Regions from separate parts of the Homo sapiens genome. Here region 1 is linked to region 2. A link is an interaction called in ENCODE POLR2A ChIA-PET data of the cell type or tissue named here. Cell type or tissue: GM12878. All regions are shown on one strand. Each heading gives the region's core, and the rest is flanking DNA. Links, peaks and the distances in the headings are about the cores only. Region 1 overlaps SP1 (Sp1 transcription factor). Region 2 holds the start of ESPL1 (extra spindle pole bodies like 1, separase).

Evidence for each region. ChIA-PET counts read pairs that join two places held together with the same protein. Peaks named below come from ENCODE experiments on the same cell type or tissue, not always from the same donor. Only the 100,000 strongest peaks of a DNase experiment are listed, where the experiment ranks them.
Region 1: POLR2A ChIA-PET joins it to region 2 with 10 read pairs; 9 of 35 experiments call an interaction of 5 or more read pairs at or near these places.

Annotation. Positions count from the first base shown.
Region 1 is chr12:53,381,737-53,391,617 of GRCh38, reverse strand. It overlaps SP1 (Sp1 transcription factor), which reads right to left. Exons shown (of 6, transcript NM_138473.3): 2 at 9,805-9,881; 3 at 7,996-9,508. Among named protein-coding and RNA genes, the nearest start is that of SP1, 6.5 kb to the right of the region's middle. RefSeq lists an enhancer at 9,248-9,497. In GM12878, for the core only: no CTCF peak of the experiment used is centred there; no DNase peak of the experiment used is centred there; H3K4me3 peaks cover 4,924 bases.
Region 2 is chr12:53,263,783-53,273,663 of GRCh38, reverse strand. ESPL1 (extra spindle pole bodies like 1, separase) reads right to left here and starts at 5,365. Exons shown (of 31, transcript NM_012291.5): 1 at 5,287-5,365; 2 at 4,817-4,909; 3 at 3,579-4,640; 4 at 3,182-3,286; 5 at 2,866-2,986; 6 at 807-943. The coding sequence starts at 4,897. RefSeq lists enhancers at 4,919-4,998, 5,059-5,428. In GM12878, for the core only: a CTCF peak has its summit at 5,520; a DNase peak (open chromatin) is centred at 5,363; H3K4me3 peaks cover 3,196 bases; H3K27ac peaks cover 2,001 bases.

The DNA of each region.
Region 1 (9,881 bases), core at 221-8,220, 120 kb before region 2:
GGCGCAGTGGCTCACACCTGTAATCCCAGCACTTTGGGAGGCCGAGGCGGGTGGAAACCAAGGTCAAGAGATGGATACCATCCTTGCCAACATGGGGAAACCCCGTCTCTACTAAAAATACAAAAATTAGCTAGGCCTGGTGGCACACGCCTGTAGTCCCAGCTACTCGGGAGGCTGAAGGAGGAGAATCGCTTGAACCCAGGAGGTGGAGACTGCACTCCAGCCTGGCAACAGAGCGAGACTCCGTCTCAAAAAAAAAAAAAAAAAAAAAGACATTACTTAAAAAAAAAAAGTTCTCAGTCTTCTAAGGGAAATAATTCTTAAAGTCTAACACAGTATTAACAATATAGTCATATCACAGTGTGGGCAAATATATTTTAAAGTAATCCTTTAGCATACCAGGCCCTGCATACTGCTAAATGTTAAAGAAAAGGATAATAATACTATTGTAACACTTTCTGTAAGAAATATGAAAAATAATGTGCTTGCTTTTCTATTAAATAGTAAAATGAAAAAACTCAACTAATTATTATCTACTAAAGTTGACAGACACCCAAAAAGTAACTTAAAAAGCATGATATAATAACTTTCCTACAGATGTTCATCTTACATTTTAAAACATTTTCAAAGAGGGTAAAAAAAAGCAAGTCATGAGCAGAATTATTAGTTGCACGTTTACATGCTACTTTACAAAATGAAACAAAGGGAAAGGGAGATAGAACAGATACTAAACGTTTCTGAAACAGAAGGCACTCTTGTTATTTAATTAAGAACTAAAATGGCCCCATTACACAAGGCAACGTGATTTAACAATGACGTCATTTATAAAGAGAAAGCCACTGGAATGAATAAATAGGAGCAATGGAAAAGGTCTGAAGACTGTCTTCTCATATCCCACTGATTTTCAAATCAAAGCACTTAGATTTTTTTTTTTTGAGACGGAATCTAGCTCTGTTGCCCAGGCTGGAGTGCAGTGGTGCGATCCCGGCTCACTGCAACCTCTGCCTCCAGGGTTCAAGCAATTCTCCTGCCTCATCCTCCTGACTAGCTGGGACTACAGGTGCGCGCCGCCATGCCCGGCTGATTTTTTGTATTTTAGTAGAGACGGGGTTTCACCATGTTGTCCAGGCTGGTCACGAACTCCTGAGCTCAGGCAGTCCACCCGCCTTGGCCTCCCAAAGTGCTGGGATTACAGGCATGAGCCACTGCACCCAGCCCCCTCAAAGCACTTAGATTTTAAATGAGATCTTTCCTACTTAAACTGAAATAACCATTTAAAAAGCACCAAACACCCTAAGAAACAAGTATATCTTTCTGTGCTGATATCTCTAGAAAATAAATTTTTTAAATTAAAAAGAGAAACAAGTATAATACTAGGGAAAGACAAAAGACGCAGAAACATTCAACATTATATTTGATAAAATATAATCTTAAAATAGAAAATTCTTTCATATGACCTTTTGCACAAAAATGATAACTGGTAAGACATTTAAATCATCTAAACCTACTTTTCATTAATGTCCAAATGTACTGCTCTAAAACACAACTTTTTAACAAATTAGCTCTCAGCAATCTGACTCCAAGTTTAGTGACACCCTTGGCAAACCAACCCTGGTATCACATTCAACTTAACTTCTAAGAGAAGACATTTTCCTGACCCCAATAAAACCCAGCAGATGTGAAATTGTTATTTTTAGTACCTGAAATTTGGTTTGTGAATGAATTATACCCATCAAGGAAATATGTTCTATTCTCCTGCCAAAGCCCAGCCCTGCACTCTTTATTAGACAGAACTCACAAGAAGTCATCCAAACTTAAATCTTTAAAAGCCAACTCCCCGTCAACCTGCGGCAAGAGTTTCAGGATTCAGCAGCGGCTAAGAAAAACATCTGAGGCTTTAAATGAAAAGTAAAATAAAATAAAATAAAGATCTGGGAAAATATGACTACAAAATGAAAGGAAAAGCTGTTGATAAAAGAGGGAGGGGTGTCAATTTAAAAAAAAAGAAACATCACGCCTGTAATCCCAGCATTTTGGGAGGCCAGGAGATCGAGACCATCCTGGCCAACATGGTGAAACCCAGTCTCTACTAAAAATGCAAAAATTAGCGGCTGGGCACAGTGGCTCATGCCTATAATCCCAGCACTTTGGGAGGCCGAGGCAGGCAGATCACCTGAGGTCAGGAGTTCAAGACCAGCCTGGCCAACATGGTGAAACTCAATCTCGATTAAAAATACAAAAATTAGCCAGGCGTGGTGGTGGGCATTACTCGGGAGGCTGAGGCAGGAGAATTGCTTGAACCCAGGAGGCAAAGGTTGCAGTGAGCCGAGACCACACCATTGGACTCCACCCTGGGCAACAAGAATGAAACTCCGTCTCCCAAAAAAAAAAAAAAAAAAAAGATCATTTTAAAAAATAATGAATGTAAACAGACTAAGTGAACACCATGGAAGCTGCAATCTTCCACAATCATGTAATATATCTCATTTTGTACAGTGATATATACATGTATCATACAACATTTCACATCCAATGTTCTTTCTACATCGTACCAAGAAGTTGAACATACTGCAAAAAGGTTAAATTTTACAGTAAAATAACTATCAGAGAAGGGGGTAAAATTAGATACTTTTTTTTTTTGACAGGGACTCACCCTACTGCCCAGGCTGGAGTGCTGTGGCGTGATCATGGCTCACTGCGTCCTCAACCTCCCGGGCTCAGGCAATCCTCCCACCTCAGCCTCCCAAGTAGCTGGGACTATAGGCGTGTGCTACCATGCTCAGGTAATTTTCATATTTTTTGTAGAGATGGGGGATCCCTATGTTGCCCAGGCTGGTCTTGAACTCCTGAGCTCAAGAGATCTGCCTGCCTTGGCCTCCCAAAGTGCTGGGATTACAGGCATGAGCCACTACGCCTGGCCAAAACAAGATACTTTTGCCAGCAGGAAGGCAAAAGCTGAAAAAGGAGTAAGCCTCTAGGAAGTGATTTTATTATCTTTCTTTAAGGATGAAGTCATATCAATTAAAGGGGAAATACTACACAATTATTACTAGCCAGAAAGGAGAAAACTTGGATCTTCAAAAACCCCTATTAATGAAGCAAACAATCTCAACTCTTACAAAACAGCCTGTCAATGCCTCATTATCTCCTTAGTGAATGTCAAGCTCCTCTTACCTTACAGAAACACACACGCATTTTCTTCAGCTCAAACACCATCAGTAACAACTAGGTAGCCCTAGTCTATGACATATTAAATGGCAGACTTCCCCAGAGCATGATTTAGCAATGAGAATGCCTCATAACTGTTCTCTAAACCCTAAGTTATAAGCCTTTTAGAAATTGCAAGGATCCAAATTATTAACAGGAATAATCCCACAGTTTGCTCTGAAGAAGAGCAAAACCGGGCACTTCAATCTAAGAGCAAATAGAAAATAAACATGATGGTGTAGGTTGCCCAGAAGTGTCTAATTTTCTACGTTGTAGAGGTCAGTTTTTATAAAACTTTTCCCATTTCTATTCCCATAAATGTTTAGTTTATAAAACATTTTTATAAATGTTTTATAAACATCTGTCAGTTTTAGAGCATTAAATCTTAAATCAAAAACACCTTTTCGAATACATTTTTTTTTTTTGAGACGGAGTCTCGCTCTGTCACCCAGGCTGGAGTGCAGTGGCACAATCTCAGCTCACTGCACGCTCTGCCTCCCAGGTTCACATCATTCTCCTGCCTCAGCCTCCCTAGTAGCTGAGATTACAGGCACCCACCACCACGCCCAGCTAATTTTTTTGTATTTTTAGTAGAGATGCGGTTTCACCATGTTAGCCAGGATGGTCTTGATCTCCTGACCTCATGATCCGCCTGTCTCAGTCTCCCAAAGTGCTGGGATTACAGGCGTGAGCCACCAGGCTGGCTCGAATACATTTTTAACAATCTAAAGAATTGTTCAAGTCCCTAGTTAAAACAGGTTGCACCCTAGACTAGTAAAACTAGCCTCAGCTCTGGCTGTTGTCTCATTAAGTGATTCTCTGTACCTCAATTTCCTCATCTAGAAAATAAGGCAGTTGTACTAAATAACTTCAGTCCCTTCCAGCTCTAACTTTCAATTCTAAGATTTCAATTAACTAAGAAAATTACTGTCTTGTTAAAGCTCAACATGTAGTATTTCTAAACACACCACAGGAATGTAAGAAATCAGGGAACTTAAGCAGACTTTCCCCCTAGATTTACCAAAACTGCAGGAGGCAGGAAATATGGTTGCCTATTTGCTACCCTCACTTATGTAAGAATCAGTTAAATGGAATGAGAACTTGGTAACAAAAGTAAACAATTTATAAACCCACATATATATGCCAAAAGAACTAGAAGTGGCCAGGCGCAGTGGCTCACGCCTGTAATCCCAGCACTTTGGGAGGCCAAGGCGGGCGGATCACGAGGTCAGGAGTTCGAGACCAGCCTGACCAGCACAGTGAAATCCAATCGCTACTAAAAAAATACAAAAAATTAATGGGCATGGTGGGACGTGCCTGTAATCCCAGCTACTCGGGAGGCTGAGGCAGAAGAATTGCTTGAACCCGGAAGGCAGAGGTTGCAGTGAGCCAAGATCGCACCACTGCACTCCAGCCTGGGAGACAAGCTAGAGTCAGTCCCAAAAAAGAAAACGAAAAAAAAAAAAAAAACAAACCTAGAAGTTGGGTGATATTATTTGGTGATATTAAACTATTTTCCGTATTTGTATAATTGTGCCAGCATATAAAGATGTATGTGTATCCTTTTATTGTGCTTTATTAAAGATTAGCTCCATACAATGGAATTTAAAATGATAAAGTCAGGCCGGGCATAGTGGCTCACACCTGTAATCCCAGCAGTTTGGGAGGCCAAGGCAGGCAGATCACTTGAGGTCAGGAGTTCGAGACCAGCCTGGTCAACACAGTGAAACCCCGTCTCCATTAAACAAACAATTAGGCGGGCATGGTGGCACACGCCTGTAATCCCAGCTACCTGGGAGGCTGAGGCAGGAGAATCACTGGAACTCAGGAAGGGGAGGTTGCAGTGAGCGGAGATTGCACCACTCCACTCACTACAGCCTGGGCAACAGAGCAAGACTCAGTCTCAAAAATGAAAAAAAAAAAAAAAAAAAGATACAGTCTACATAGACTTACATCTGTTTACTGTTTTAAATTTCAAATTAATAGTGAAACATTTAGTTCAAAATGAAAGACCCTGAACATTATGGTCAACAGATTCAATATTCTTCCCAGACTGTTTTTCCCTTCAATGCTCTCCTCATTCCTAACTCTTCTCAATCCTACATCCCCCACTCCATTCCAGACCCCAACTTACCCCACTCCCTTTCCTTCTCCCTTCCTAACCACACACAGTACTTTCAAAGCAGTCTAGGAAGTTAGACTGCTACCTAGAAGTATCAGAATCACCTAGGATGCTCATATGTTAGTGTGAAGGGAAGCTATGGGATTTTGTTTTTCAGATAACTAGGAGTTAAAAAAAAATTCAATCCTGATTAACCAGCACACTCAGAGTGTGGGATATTCTGGTTAATACTAACCAGGGAACTTACTTCGTTGAAAAGCAACCCGTTAGATCATTTTCCCTTCAATTAGGAGTTACAGTTCACAAGAAATATCTGATGATTTAATCTGTGTTCTACAAACAGGTAAAATTCATAATCAATTTTTTTTTTTTTTTTGAGACGGAGTCTCACTCTGTCACCCAGGCTGGAGTGCAGTGGCACGATCTTGGCTCGCTCCAAGCTCTGCCTCCCAGGTTCAAGCGATTCTCCTGCCTCAGCCTCCCAAGTAGCTGGGACTACAGGCTTGTACCACCACGCCCGGCTAATTTTTGTATTTTTAGTAGAGACGGGGTTTCACCATATTGGTCAGGCTGGTCTTGAACTCCTGACCTCATGATCTGTTCACCTCGGCCTCCCAAAGTGCTGGGATTATAGGCGTGAGCCACCGCGCCCAGCCCATAATCAAATTTATTTTTATTTATTTTTTTTTTTTTTGAGACGGAGTCTCGCTCTGTCACCCAGGCTGGAGTGCAGTGGCGCGATCTCGGCTCATTGCAACCTCCGCCTCCCTGGTTCAAGTGATTCTCCTGCCTCAGGCTCCTGAGTCGCTGGGACTACAGGTGCGCGCCACCATGCCCAGCTAATTTTTTGTATTTTTAGTAGAGACAGGGTTTCACAGTGTTAGCCAGGATGGTCTCGATCTCTTGACCTTGTGATCCACCCGCCTCGGCCTCCCAAAGTGCTGGAATTACAGGCGTGAGCCACCGCGCCCGGCCGCCTTTTATTTTTATTTTTTGAGACAGGGTCTTGCTCTGTCAACCAGGCTGGAGTGCAGTGATGTGATCTCGGCTCACTGCAGCCTCTGCCTCCCAGGTTCAAGCAATTCTTGGCCTCAGCCTCCTGAGTAGCTGGGACTACAGGCGCGCATCACCATGCCTGGCTAATTTTTTTATTTTTAGTAGAGAAGGGGTTTCGCCATGCTGGCCACGCTGGTCTTGAACTCCTGACCTCAGGTGACCCACCCACCTCAGCCTCCCAAAGTGCTGGGATTACAGGCGTGAGCCACCGTGCCCAGCCACCCGACTAATTTTTGTATTTTTTTTTTTTTTCAGAGTCTCACTCTGTTGCCCAGGCTGGAGTGCAGTGGTGCAATCTTGGCTCACTGCAACCTCTGCCTCCCAGATTCAAGCAATTCTCATGCCTTAGCCTCCCGAGTAGCTGGGCCCATAGGCATGTACCACCACACCCGGCCAATTTTTGTATTTTTGTCGAAGACAGGGTTTCGCCATGTTGCCCCAGCCGGTCTTGAACTCCTGAACTCAACCCATCCACCTGCCTCGTCTTCTCAGTGCCTGCATTACAGGCGTGAGCCACCACACCCGGCCCATAATCAATTTTTATCCTATGGAGGAGTTGGCCTACAGGCCAAAGAAGGCCTTAGAGCTAAGAATGGTTTTACATTTTTAAAGGGGTGTGGAAAAAAAACATACAAAACAGAAAATGTGGCTGGGTGCAGTGGCTCACACCTATAATCCCAGCACTTTGGGAGGCCGAGGCAGGTGGATTCACATGAGGTCAGGAGTTCGAGACCAGCCTGGCCAACATAGCAAAACCTTGTCTCTACTAAAAATACAAAGATTAGCTGGGCGTGGTGGTGCTCGCCTGCAATCCCAGCTACTCAAGAAGCCCAGGCAAGAGAATCGCTTGAACCCGGGAGGCAGAGGTTGCAGTGAGCCGAGATCACGCCACTGCACTCCAGCCTGGGTAACAGAGTAAGACTCCATCTCAAAAAAAAAAGAAAAAAGAAAAAAAAGAAAAGAAAGCCGGGCGCGGTGGCTCACGCCTGTAATCCCAGCACTTTGGGAGGCCGAGGCGGGCGGATCACGAGGTCAGGAGATCGAGACCATCCTAGCTCACATGGTGAAACCCCGTCTCTACTAAAAATACAAAAAATTACCCGGGCGTGGTGGCAGGCACCTGTAGTCCCAGCCACTCGGGAGGCTGAGGCAGGAGAATGGCGTGAACCTGGGAGGCGGAGCTTGCAGTGAGCCGAGATCGCGCCACTGCACTCCAGCCTGGATGACAGAGCAAGACTCTGTCTCAAAAAAAAAAAAAAGAAAAGAAAATGTGACCACATGAGGCCCACAATGTCTAAAATATTTACGTTACTATCTGGCCCTTTACAGAAAGCTTGTCAACCATTATTCTGCAGCACCAAAAACACTGAGTATTACAGACTCCAGAATATTGCCCAGAAGTGCTCCTTCCTCAAACTAACTGGAGAAGTTTCCTTTACTTCAGTTCCAAATTACTTAAACAGAATCTCTATTTCTCAAATTTATTTGCCTAAATGACTAACCCTCAAGAAAGTGTTATCTCAAAAGGCTCTATTCCTTTCTTTAGACTCAAGTTTCAGCTACGATGCTAGAGTTGGTTCCCAATAAATGCACAAGATTGGAAATCTTACCTGGGGCATTTGCTATAGCCAACGGCAGGCCTTGAATTGGGTGCACCTGGATTCCTGAAGTACCCAATGCACTGAGGTTAATGGTCTGGAGGCCTGGCATGGAGGAGAGTTGAGCAGCATTCACAGTGACTGTGCCAGCAGGAATGGAAGCAGCTGAGGCAATGGGTGTGAGAGTGGTGTTGCTGCTGCTGGTCTGCCCCAAGGAAACACCCTGCATTGGGGCTAAGGTGATTGTTTGGGCTTGTGGGTTCTGAACTTGGAGGTTCTGCAGCTGTAGAGTCTGCCAACTGACCTGTCCATTGGGCCCCACTGTTGGTGTCCGGATGATGATGGGACCAGAGTTTGGAACAGCCTGAAGCTGGAGGTTCTGGAGGGTTTCCTGGGAGATGGCTTGAGTTGTAAAGGTCTGCCCTGACAATGGTGCTGCTTGGAGGGCCTGGAGGGCCTGTCCCCCTTGAACTAGCTGAGGCTGGATAAGAATTTGTTGCTGCTGTGTCTGCTGGTTTTGCTCTCCTTCTTTTTGCTGGCCTGCTTGCAATGAGCCTCCAGATGTCTGGTTTTGCTGGATGTTCAGAGCATCAGACCCCTGTAGCCCACTGACCCTCTGGGGTGTCTGGCCTTGAGAGTTGGTCCCTGATGATCCACTGGTAGTAAAGTTCATAATTCCCATGTTGCTGGTGGTAGTAGTAGTTGAGTAGCTATTGGCATTGGTGAAAAAGGAGCTGGAACTGGCTTGTGATGATACCAAGCTGGCAGAACTGATGGTAGTCCCTGAGGTGACAGGCTGTGAGCCACTCTCCTGGGACCCAGAGCTGCTGATCGTGACTGCCTGAGAGCTGGGAGTCAAGGTAGCTGCAGAAACGCTGTTGACAGGTAGCAAGGTGATGTTCCCATTCAGGGCCACTGGTACATTGGTCACATACTGAGTCTGTCCTGAGAGTACATTATTAGCCAGGCCTTGGAGGGGGACAGCCTGCTGGAGTAGGTTTGGCATAGCAGCAATGATGTTGCCTCCACTTCCTCGATTTGTGATAATCTGTTGGTTTGCACCTGGTATGATCTGTATTTGACCAGAACCATCCTGCTGCACTTGGGCCCCAGTGGCAGCAAACTGCAGCTGTTGCCCATCAACGGTCTGGAACTGTGGGATTACTTGATACTGAATATTAGGCATCACTCCAGGTAGTCCTGTCAGAACTTGCTGGTTCTGTAAGTTGGGAGCGGCAGCCACAACATACTGCCCACCAGAGACTGTGCGATTCTTGGAAGACTCACTGCCATTGCTGCCATTGGTACTGCTGCCACTCTGTTCCTTTGAGGTAGGGGTAGCCCCAGAGGAGGAAGAGATGATCTGCCAGCCATTGGCACCCTGTGAAAGTTGTGTGGCTGTGAGGTCAAGCTCACCTGTTCCCCCTGACTGACTCGGGCCCTGGGAGTTGTTGCTGTTCTCATTGGGTGACTCAATTCTGCTGCAAGTTGCTGCCAGCAGAGCCAAAGGGGATGGCTGGGACTCCTGGCCGAAAATAAGGGAGAGGAAAGGAGTTAGTGACACCCAGCTGCCAGCCTAGGGGGCAGTATACAACAAATAAACAGCAACGTAGTGCAGACAAGGAGCAAAAAACAGAAACAAAAAGCTGACCTATCTGTATTGCTGAAACTCCTTTGTCTTTGGGGATCTCCATTCTCTTACTTCCTTATCTATAAAATGGTTTAGTCTCTCCCTAAAACGCTTTCTGTGAAGAGTAAGGCAATTATCTAAGAATATTTACATCTTCTCAACACCTTCCCCACTCTATGATTATCACTTACCTGCCCTCCTCCTCCAGTGCTGCTGCTACTGCCTGTGCTGCTACTTCGAGCCTGTGAAAAGGCACCACCACCATTAC
Region 2 (9,881 bases), core at 860-8,859:
CCTCAGCCTCCAAAGTAGCTGGGATTACAGGCACATGCCACCACGCCTGGCTAATGTTTGTATTTTCAGTAGAGACGGGGTTTCACCATGTTGGACAGGCTGGTCTCAAACTCCAGACCTCAGGTGATCCACCTGCCTCAGCCTCCCAAAGTGCTGGAATTATAGGCGTGAGCCATCACGCCCGGCAAACACTAGAGATTCTGATGCAATTAACTCGGGGCAGACATTAGAATTTTCTTAAAGGTCACTCAGGTGATTCTAATGTGCAGCTTGGCTGGAAACCAGTAGCTTAGGACCAGGCTAAATATAAAAAGTGAGTCAGGCCGGCTGCGGTGGCTCACACCTGTAATCCCAGCACTTTGGGAGGCTGAGGCAGGCGGATCACCTGAGGTCTGGAGTTTGAGACCAGCCTGGCCAACCAAAATGGTGAAACCCCGTCTCTACAAAAAATACAAAAATTAGCTGGGCGTGGTGGTGGGCACCTGTAATCCCAGCTACTTGGGAGGCTGAGGCAGGAGAATTGCTTGAACCTTTGCTGAGGCAAAGGTTGCAGTGAGCCAAGATTGTGCCACTGCACTCCAGCCTGGGCGACAGAGCGAGACTCGTCTCAAAAAAAAAAAAAAAAAAAAATGAGTCAACAGTAAGTAACAGTACAGTGAGGTTTGGGAAACACTGCTCCAGATACTGGTGTCAACATGCTGCTATTAACCTCCCACTCCAAGGCAGGGTGCTGGTGAGGCCCTTCCCCGCTCCCCCCGCTCCCCAACCACATAAGCTCCTTTCCTGCATCTCTCATTCCCTTGTACCTTCTCAGGAGGCACCTCGGGATAAGTGCCTGGCTTCACCAAACCCAGGTGCTGACAGAGCGGCTCAGAGATGGCACAGGCCTCGGCATAGAGCTTGTGACTATAGAAGCTGTAGGCCAAATTACTGGTGTAAGAAGCTGCAGGGGAGAAAAGGCACAATTGACCATAGGAAAGGCTCCCACCACCCTCTCCTCCTGGAGAGGCAGCAGAGATCAGCTGGATCTGTGGTCAGTTCAGCAGCTTCCAGATCAGACAGGAACCCCTACTGCTAGGAATGGGGAAGGGGCGGCTCTCCCCTTCCTGCCCCAAATAGGCCCATGCCCTTCACACCACTCAGCCCATCTGCACTCATTTTACAAACGAGACCCCCTCCTGCCTCAGCACTGGCTGTTTCTTCTGCCAGGGATGTTCTTTTCCAGGAACCCACATGGCTGACTCCCTCACATCCTCCAAGCCTTTGCTCATGTCACCCTCTCAATGAGGTCTACCCTGACCACCTGATTTAAGGTGGTAACTTGCCCCCCGTCATGCACCTTAGACTCCCAATTCCCTTTCTTATCCTGCTCTACTTTTCCTTTCCCCCACATTTCTTATCACGTTCTAATATGTTGATAATTCACTTATTTACTGAATCTGTTTATCTTTTCCCCCCAAACTAGAACGTGGCTCCATGAGGGAAGGAAACTTTGTTTTGCTTACCGACACATCCAAGTACTCCAAATAGTGCGTTGCACACAGTGAGTACTCAACAAATTTTTTTTTTTTTTTTTTGAGACAGAGTCTTGCTCTGTCGCTCAGACTGGAGAGCAGTGGCACGATCTTGGCTCACTGCAAGCTCCACCTCCCGGGTTCACACCATTCTCCTGCCTCAGCCTCCTGAGTAGCTGGGAGTACAGGCGCCTGCCACCACGCCCGGCTAATTTTTTGTATTTTTAGTAGAGACGGGGTTTCACTGTTAGCCAGGATGGTCTCGATCTCCTGACCTCGTTATCCGCCCGCCTCGGCCTCCCAAAGTGCTGGGATTACAGGCGTGAGCCACTGCGCCCGGCAACAAATATTTGCTGAATAAATGATAATAACTTATTTATGCAGCTTCTTGGCCATCAACATAGATGACTGGGAGAAAATAAAGTCAGTCTTCAGTACTCTGTGGGAAGAATTCTCCTTTTTTTTTGAGATGGAGTTTCGCTCTTGTTGCCCAGGCTGGAGTGCCCTCTTGCCCAGGCTGGAGTGCAGTGGTGCAATCTTGGCTCACTGCAACCTCCACCTTGCAGGTTCAAGCGACTCTCCTGCCTCAGCCTACCAAGTAGCTGGGATTACAGGCATGCACCACCTTGCCTGGCTAGTTTTCTATTTTTAGTAGAGACAGGGTTTCAGGGAAGCCAAGGTGGGCAGATCACTCGAGTCCAGGAGTTCAAGACCAGCCTGGACAATATGGCCAGACATCATCTCTACAAAAAATACAAAAATTAGCCAGGCATAGTGGTGCGCGCCTGCAGTCCCAGCTACTTGGGAGGCTGAGGCAGGAGAGTCGCTTGAACCTGCAAGGTGAGCTCGTTGCGGGGCTGAGGTGGGAGGATCGCTTGAGCCTGGGAGGTTGAGACTGTGTTGAGCCGTGATTGTGCCAGTGCACTCCAGCCTAGGTGACAGAGCAAGACCTTGTCTCAAAAAAAAAAAAAAAAAAACACTTAAATATACAGAAAGGTCATTTGTAATGATTTCTGGATTCTGATAAGTGAAGAAAAGGAAAAAAAAACATTAAAAAATATAGAAATAAAAAAATATGTTGAAAGGTCATAAGGTTGCATATTAGGTGCAACTGTTAATGCCAAGTTAGATTCCAGTCGAGGAAATAGTGTCTGCTGTTGTAAGTTAGCTTCATCACTTCTCTACTGGTGTTAAACACAGAGTAGCTGGTACTTATAAACATTTCTCTCACTGCCTCCTTGAACCATAAGGAACCCTCACAGTGGTCAGAACCACGCAGCAAGTACTATTCACCTGCCTAATGGGTGATGACCCTCCCACAAACTCTGTGCCTGGGACCCAGGGCACTAACCGGTCATCCCCATGTGGTCCGTCAGCTCTTGGCCCGACAGGCCCTCTAAGGCCTCCAGCATCCAGACAACGGTAGATTTACAACTGTCCACTAGTTGGGTCAGGTCAGCCAAATCAACTATCTGAAGGGACAAGAAGGGTTTGAGAGTGAGGAGTCATGCTGGGTCCAAGATGACCTCCACCGCACTCCACACCCAAAGCCAAGCAACCCCAAAGCTGTTTGAGGGCAGTGGAGCAACCCCAAAGCTGTTTGAGGGCAGTGGAGCAACCCCAAACCCTATGAGCCTAGTCCAGGTACCTTGATTCCCAGACAGTACCTGACAGCCTTGGGCAAAGTCATAAACCACCACAGTGTAGAGGTGAAGTCCCTGAAAGTACATCTGAAGAAAAGACTGCTGTTGCTTGGAGGAGCCCCCATACACCTGAGGAAGGAAGCGGAAGGTTGGTATGAGGAGTAGAGATAAAGAGGGCTCCAAGCTGAAGACTGACCCGGAGTCCTGGAGAGCTGACAGAGCCCAGGGAGCACGAGGAAGGACATCCAGAAGGGCCACTGCCCTCTCAGGATAGACTAGGCTGTTTGCTGGCTCGCTAGGCACTGTCCAGAGAGCAGCTTAACAAGGAGGGAGCCAGGACCTCCAGATCTTGCCAAATACCCTAGGCTGGTAGTGAGTCCACAGACCACGTCCCCACCCTACCTCCAGGTCCTTAACTCACACCATCATCCCGCAGCTGCTGCAGAAGAGAGCAGTACCCTCCAAGAAAAGCAAAGAGGCTCAGAATGGCATCAAGTCTATAGCGCCTCTTGGTGCCTCGTTCCAGGCCTGAAAGGAAGAACTGGCAGCTCTCATACAATGCCCGAAGTGGGGGTGATGGTGCCTCCATACTCTTGCTCAGGACAGCTGATGCCTTGATCAGAAGCTTGGCCACTGCCTGAGGTCCTTCCTCCCCAACCTGCAGCAGCTTAACCCCCAGCTGACATAGCTGAAGGCTAGGGGCTAGATTGGTGTTCCTTAGGTAACTGTGAGCCTTCTCCACTGCGCTGATGGCTTTGTCATGGTGGCGGCTCCAGCAAAAGCGACGGCAGTGTTCCAAGGTGAGCTCCAAGAGGCAGAGGGCCCTCTGGGGAGAAAGAAGCCCAGAAGAGCTCCCTCTCTCACCCACCAAGGCTCTGATCACGTGCCTGGAGAGCAGGTCATCTAGGAAATCAGCATCTGCTTCATTTAGACCATGGCCACTGGCATCAAATAGCTGATGGGCAGCTACCGCTCGACAGGCTGTTGGAGAAGCAAAGTGAGGAACCTCACAAGGGGTACTTTCATCCTCCAAGAGTACTAGGAAGCTCAAGGCCTTCAGCCGAGCTGCAAATGCAGCTCGCCGTTCCAACAGGGCTTCTGCCCCCTTCCAAAGCAGAGAAAAGCTGCCCCGAGCCACGGCCTCATAGTCCTGGGGAGCAGCCTCGCGAGAGCACTGCACCAAGCAGGCATGGAGGGGCTGAGCAAGGCGGAGTGTGGCCTCTGGGCTTCCTTGTGCAGCAGCATTCCGCAGTAAGACAAAGAGAATTCGTTCCAGGTAGAGGGGAGGACGCTGTGGGGTAGACACTAAGTAGCCATCACAGGCCAGCTCTGCCAGCTCCAGCAGGCTCCCCAGATGCCTAGGGCAAGCTAGCTTAGCAGTCAGCTGCTGGTTGCAAGCCCTCAGGATGGCATCACAAGCTTGTCTCCTCTCAGCATCAGATCGGCTGCTGGGAAAACCAGCTGGAGGGTTGGACAGGAACTCCTAGGAGTAGAGAAAGATATGAATGGGGCTAGCAAAGGCAGGAAAGAGGTAGAGAAAGTAACTAGAAATAGGGTTACTCAGAGAGGGTCGCCTACTTATCCATCTCTTCAAAAGGCAAACACAAAACAGCTCAGTTTGGAAAGCCAGGTGTATCCCGAGCCAGGCAGCACCCCCACCTTCAAGGCGGGCAGCAACTCTTCAGCCTCCTTCTGGCTGCTTAGCAGAGTCCCAAAGTTGACTCTTTTGAAGCTCCTCATGACACCGGAGAGCTAGGGAAAAGGAGACCAATTAGAGAAGATTGTTAATGAAGCTAACTGGAGGAAGGGAAGAGGGCTGAAGGTCGTGGAAGGAGGCAAAGAATCACATCAGAAATTTCATCGGGGAGAAAACCCACGCCAGGACGCCGTGCTCCCGTTATAAAAGGACGATTCCGCTCTTCCTTCCTCCGGGCAGATCCCCGACCGCACTACCACACCACTCGCCGCGCTACCCCAGAGGCCTCGGCCCAGCCCTTCAGCGGCCCGGGGCAGTCCCAAGGCCTCCCGACACTCCCTCCAGGAGCCACCCACGCCTCTCCTCGCGTCAGCGCTGGGGATCCCCTTCACTTCAGCACGTACCCACGCTCACGAGTCCCTTCCGGCCTTACCGCCCCAGAGCTCGCCCTCTTTCCTAGGTACAGGACTTAACCGCCTGACCAGTACTCCGCGAGGATCCAAAATGTAACCTTCGTTTTCCGCGCCAGACCCTCCTTTCAAATATCCGCGGCTGCCAATCAGCGGGCGCGGCGCAACGCCGGGCGCGCGGCACGCTGGGAGTTGTAGTTTACCCGCCGCGCTGCGCGCTCCCGCGGCGCCCCGGAGGGTCTTGCTGCTCTGCGCGTTAGGGCCTCTTGGGGGTGCGGGTTTCCCCCTTTTTTCCAGTCAGAGCTCAGTTTCTCAGCTACCTGTCGCTTAGTCGCTATCGGTAATGCCACCCCTTTTCCTCCTTTATCTTCAGAGCTCAGGCAAGAGTTTAAGTTTCAAGAGAAGAGAAATAACAAAAAGAACTTAGGAACTCACGCGGTTTGGGTTACTAGAAAAAAAGGGCTTAGACTTCTACGAATTTTTTTTTTGATAGGGTCTTGCTCTGACACACAGGCTGGAGTGCAGTGGCGTGATCACAGCTCACTGCAGCTTCAAACTCCCGGGCTTAAGTGATCCTCCCACCTCAGCCTCCCAAAGTGCTGACTACGGGCGTGCACCGCCACGCCCAACTTCCTACGAAATTATTTTAAAGATGGTTTTCTAGGGGAACTACAATGAGTACCCGTAGCGACCTCCAGCTCTCTCTCTGCCTTCCAGCCTTACTCCTTCTATTGGTTGTATGAGAAAGACAAGATCTGGTGCTCTTCGATGGGGGAGAGAGGGTAGTGGGGTGGGGTGGGAGTTGTGAGTAGCAGGAAGAACTATGGAAATTCATTCCCTGGGATATTTCACAGTCTTTAATGGCTTATGTTTTTAAGTACTAACCACTTCCCCAAACACAGATTCAGCTGTCTCTTTCCTTCCTCCACCAAAGAATTCAGCTCAAAAGTGGTTATCAGCTTGTCGCTGATGAACTCTACTGGATAACTCATCCTTCTCCATCATCATAGAGCTCTTTTATGAGTTGAGAATCTAGCAGGGAAGATTATTTTTGTAAAAAGAAAGAAAAGAAGGCCGGGCGCGGTGGCTCACGCCTATAATCCCAGCACTTTAGGAGGCCGAGGTGGGTGGATCACTTGAGAACCAGCCTGACCAACATGGTGAAACCCCATCTCTACTAAAAATACAAAAATTAGCTGCTGTGGCATCGGGGGCCTGTAGTCCCAGCTACTTGGGAGGATCGCTTGAACCCGGGAAGCGGAGGTTGCAGTGAGCTGAGATCCCGCCACTGTACTGCAGTCTGGGTGACAGAGCAAGACTCTGTCTCAAAAAAGAAAACCAAAAAAAAGGCCGGGCGCGGTGGCTCACGCCTGTAATCCCAGCACTTTGAGAGACCGAGGCGGGCGGATCACGAGGTCAGGAGATCGAGACAATCCTGGCCAACATGGTGAAACCCCGTCTCTACTAAAAATACAAAAAATTAGCCGGGCGTGGTTGCAGGCTCCTGTAGTCCCAGCTACTCGGGAGGCTGCGCTAGGAGAACGGCGTGAACCCGGGAAGCGGAGCTTGCAGTGAGCCAAGATCGCGCCACTGCACTCCAGCCTGGGCTACAGAGCGAGACGACTCTGTCTCAAAAAAAAAAAAACCAAAAAACAAACAAACAAACAAAAAAAACCCAAAAGAAAATTATTCATCACAGTACTCAATTCCTCTTGCTTACACCTTAGCTATCAGTGTTCATTTACCTATTGTTTAGCAAGCATTCTAGGACTTTTTCCCAACGTATTTTATTATACCTACTTTTTTCTTCTTTTTTTAAGATAGAAACGAGGTCTCACTATGATGCCCAGGTTGGTCTTGAACTCCTGAGCTCAAGTGATCCTCCGGCCTTAGCCTCTCAATGTGCTACAATTACAGGCGTGAGCCACTATGCCCAGCCTTTTTTTTTTTTTTTTTTTGAGACGGAGTTTCGCTCTTGTCACCCAGGCTAGAGTGCAATGGCGTGATCTCAGCTCACTGCAACCTCTGCCTCCGGGTTCAAGTGATTCTCCTGCCTCAGCCTCCCAAGTAGCTGGGATTACAGGCACCCATCACCATGCCCAGCTAATGTTTTGTATTTTTAGTAGGGACGGAGTTTCACCATGTTGGCCAGGCTGGTCTCAAACTCCTGACCTCAAGTGATCCACCTGCCTCAGCCTCCCAAAATGCCGGGATTACAAGCATGAGCCACCGTGCCTGGCCATGCCCAGCCTATCATACCTACTTAATTCTAAACTCCTCAAGGGCAGAGAGCTTATTATTTTTTATTTCTTGTTTGTTTGTTTTTTGTTTTGCTTTTGTTTTCTTTTTTCTTTTTTATTTTCTACTTCTTACAAGAAGTACTTTAAGTATCAACAGATCAATAAATGCTGACTAATACGAACTTGAGTCACATTATTTCCTCATGTGAATCACAAACTTATAGAGGCAGCACAGGATGATGGAAAGAGCTTTGAAAATGAGACAGGACAGAGGAGCCAGGTTCTAGTGCCAGTTCTAATTTGTTCCTTCTCAGTGAAATGGGGACAGTAACATCAAGCCTCACTACCTCCAGGAGTTCTTTTAGCCTCAAATAGAAGAAGGCCTCAGATAGCCTTGAAGACCCTAACGATGATGGCAGTCATTAAAAAACGTGTGGCGCGGTGACTCAGGTCTGTAATCCCAGCACTTTGGGAGACTGAGGCGGGTGGATCACGAGGTCAGAAGATTGAGACCATCCTGGCTAACACAGTGAAACCCCGTCTCTACTAAAAATACAAAAAAATTAGCCGGGCGCAGTGGTGGGCGCCTGTAGTCCCAGCTACTCGGGAGGCTGAGGCAGGAGAATGGCGTGAACCTGGGAGGCAGAGTTTGCAGTGAACTGAGATCGCGCCACTGCACTCCAGCCTGGGCGATAGAGCGACACTCTGTCTTAAAAAAAAAAAAACAAAAAAAAAACATGTTTTGGCCAGGAATAGTGGCTTACACCTATAATCCCAACGCTTTGGGAGGCCGAGGTGAGAGGATCCCTTGAGCCCAGGAGTTTGAGACCAGCCTGGGCAACATAGTGGGACCCTGTCTCTACCAAAAATAAATAAATAAATAAATAATAGCTGGATGTGATGGTGCATGCCTAACATCCCAGCTACTCAGGAGGCTGAGGCTGGGAGGAGGCTGAGGCAGGAGGATTGCTTGAGCCCAGGACTTCAAGGATGTAGTGAGCTATGATTTCACTTGAGAATAGCCACTGCACTCCAGGCTGGCCAACATAGCAGGAACCCAGCTCAAAAAAAATAAAGCATGAGGCCAAGCGCGGTGGCTCACGCCTGTAATCCCAGCACTTTGGGAGGCCGAGGCGGGCGGATCACCTGAGGTCAGGAGTTCGAGACCTGCCTGACTAACATGGTGAAACCCCATCTCTAATAAAAATACAAAAAAATTAGCCGGGTATAGTGGTGGGCACCTATAATCCCAGCTACTTCGGAGGCTGAGGCAGGAGAATCGCTTGAACCCGGGAGGCAGAGGTTGCAGTGAGCCGAGATCATGCCATTGTACTCCAGCCTGGAGTGAGACCCTGTCTCAAAAAAAAAAAAATTAGCCAGGCATGGTGGTGGGCACCTGTAATCCCAGCTACTTGGGAGGTTGAGGCAGGAGAATCGCTTGAACCCAGAGGTGGAGGTTGCAGTGAGTTGCGATTGTGCCATTGCACTCTAGCCTGTGTGACAAGAGCGAGACTCCATCTCAAAAAAAAAAAAAAAATTGGCCAGGCGCGGTGGCTCACGCCTGTAATCCCAGCACTTTGGGAGGCCAAGGTGGGTGGATCACGAGGTCAGGAGATTGAGACCATCTAGGCTAACACGGTGAAATCCCATCTCTACTAAAAATACAAAAAATTAGCCGGGCGTGGTGGCGGGCGCCTGTGGTCCCAGCTACTTGGGAGGCTGAGGCAGGAGAATGGCGTGAACCTGGGAGGCGGAGCTTGCAGTGAGCCAAGGGCCATCGTGCCACTGCACTCCAGCCTGGGCGACAGAGCGAGACTCCATCTCAAAAATAAATGAATAAGTAAATAAATAAATAAATAATAGCAAATATACACCATGGACTACTATGCAGCCATACGAAACGATGAGTTCACGTCCTTTGCAGGGACATGGATGAAGCTGGAAACGATCATTCTTAGTAAACTAACACAAGAACAGAAAACCAAACACCGCATGTTCTCACTCATAGTGGGAGTTGAACAATGAACACATGGACACAGGGAGAAGAGCATCACACACGGGGTCCTGTTGAGGGATGGGTGGCTAGGGGAGGGATAGCATTAGGAGAAATACTTAATGTAAATGACGGGTTGATGGGTGCAGCAAACCACCATGTTACGTGTATACCTATGTAACAAACCTGCACGTTCTGCACGTGTATCCCAGAACTTAAAGTATAATAAAATAACAATAAAATAAAAAAGCATGTCCTATATCAAGCATATCATCATATAAAGATGTCAGAGATGCATGAATGACTGTTACAGTCTTCCTGTGGACTTTTAAGGAAAGAAAAATAAGATATATAAAAAACAAGTTGCAGAAAAATATGAACGGTA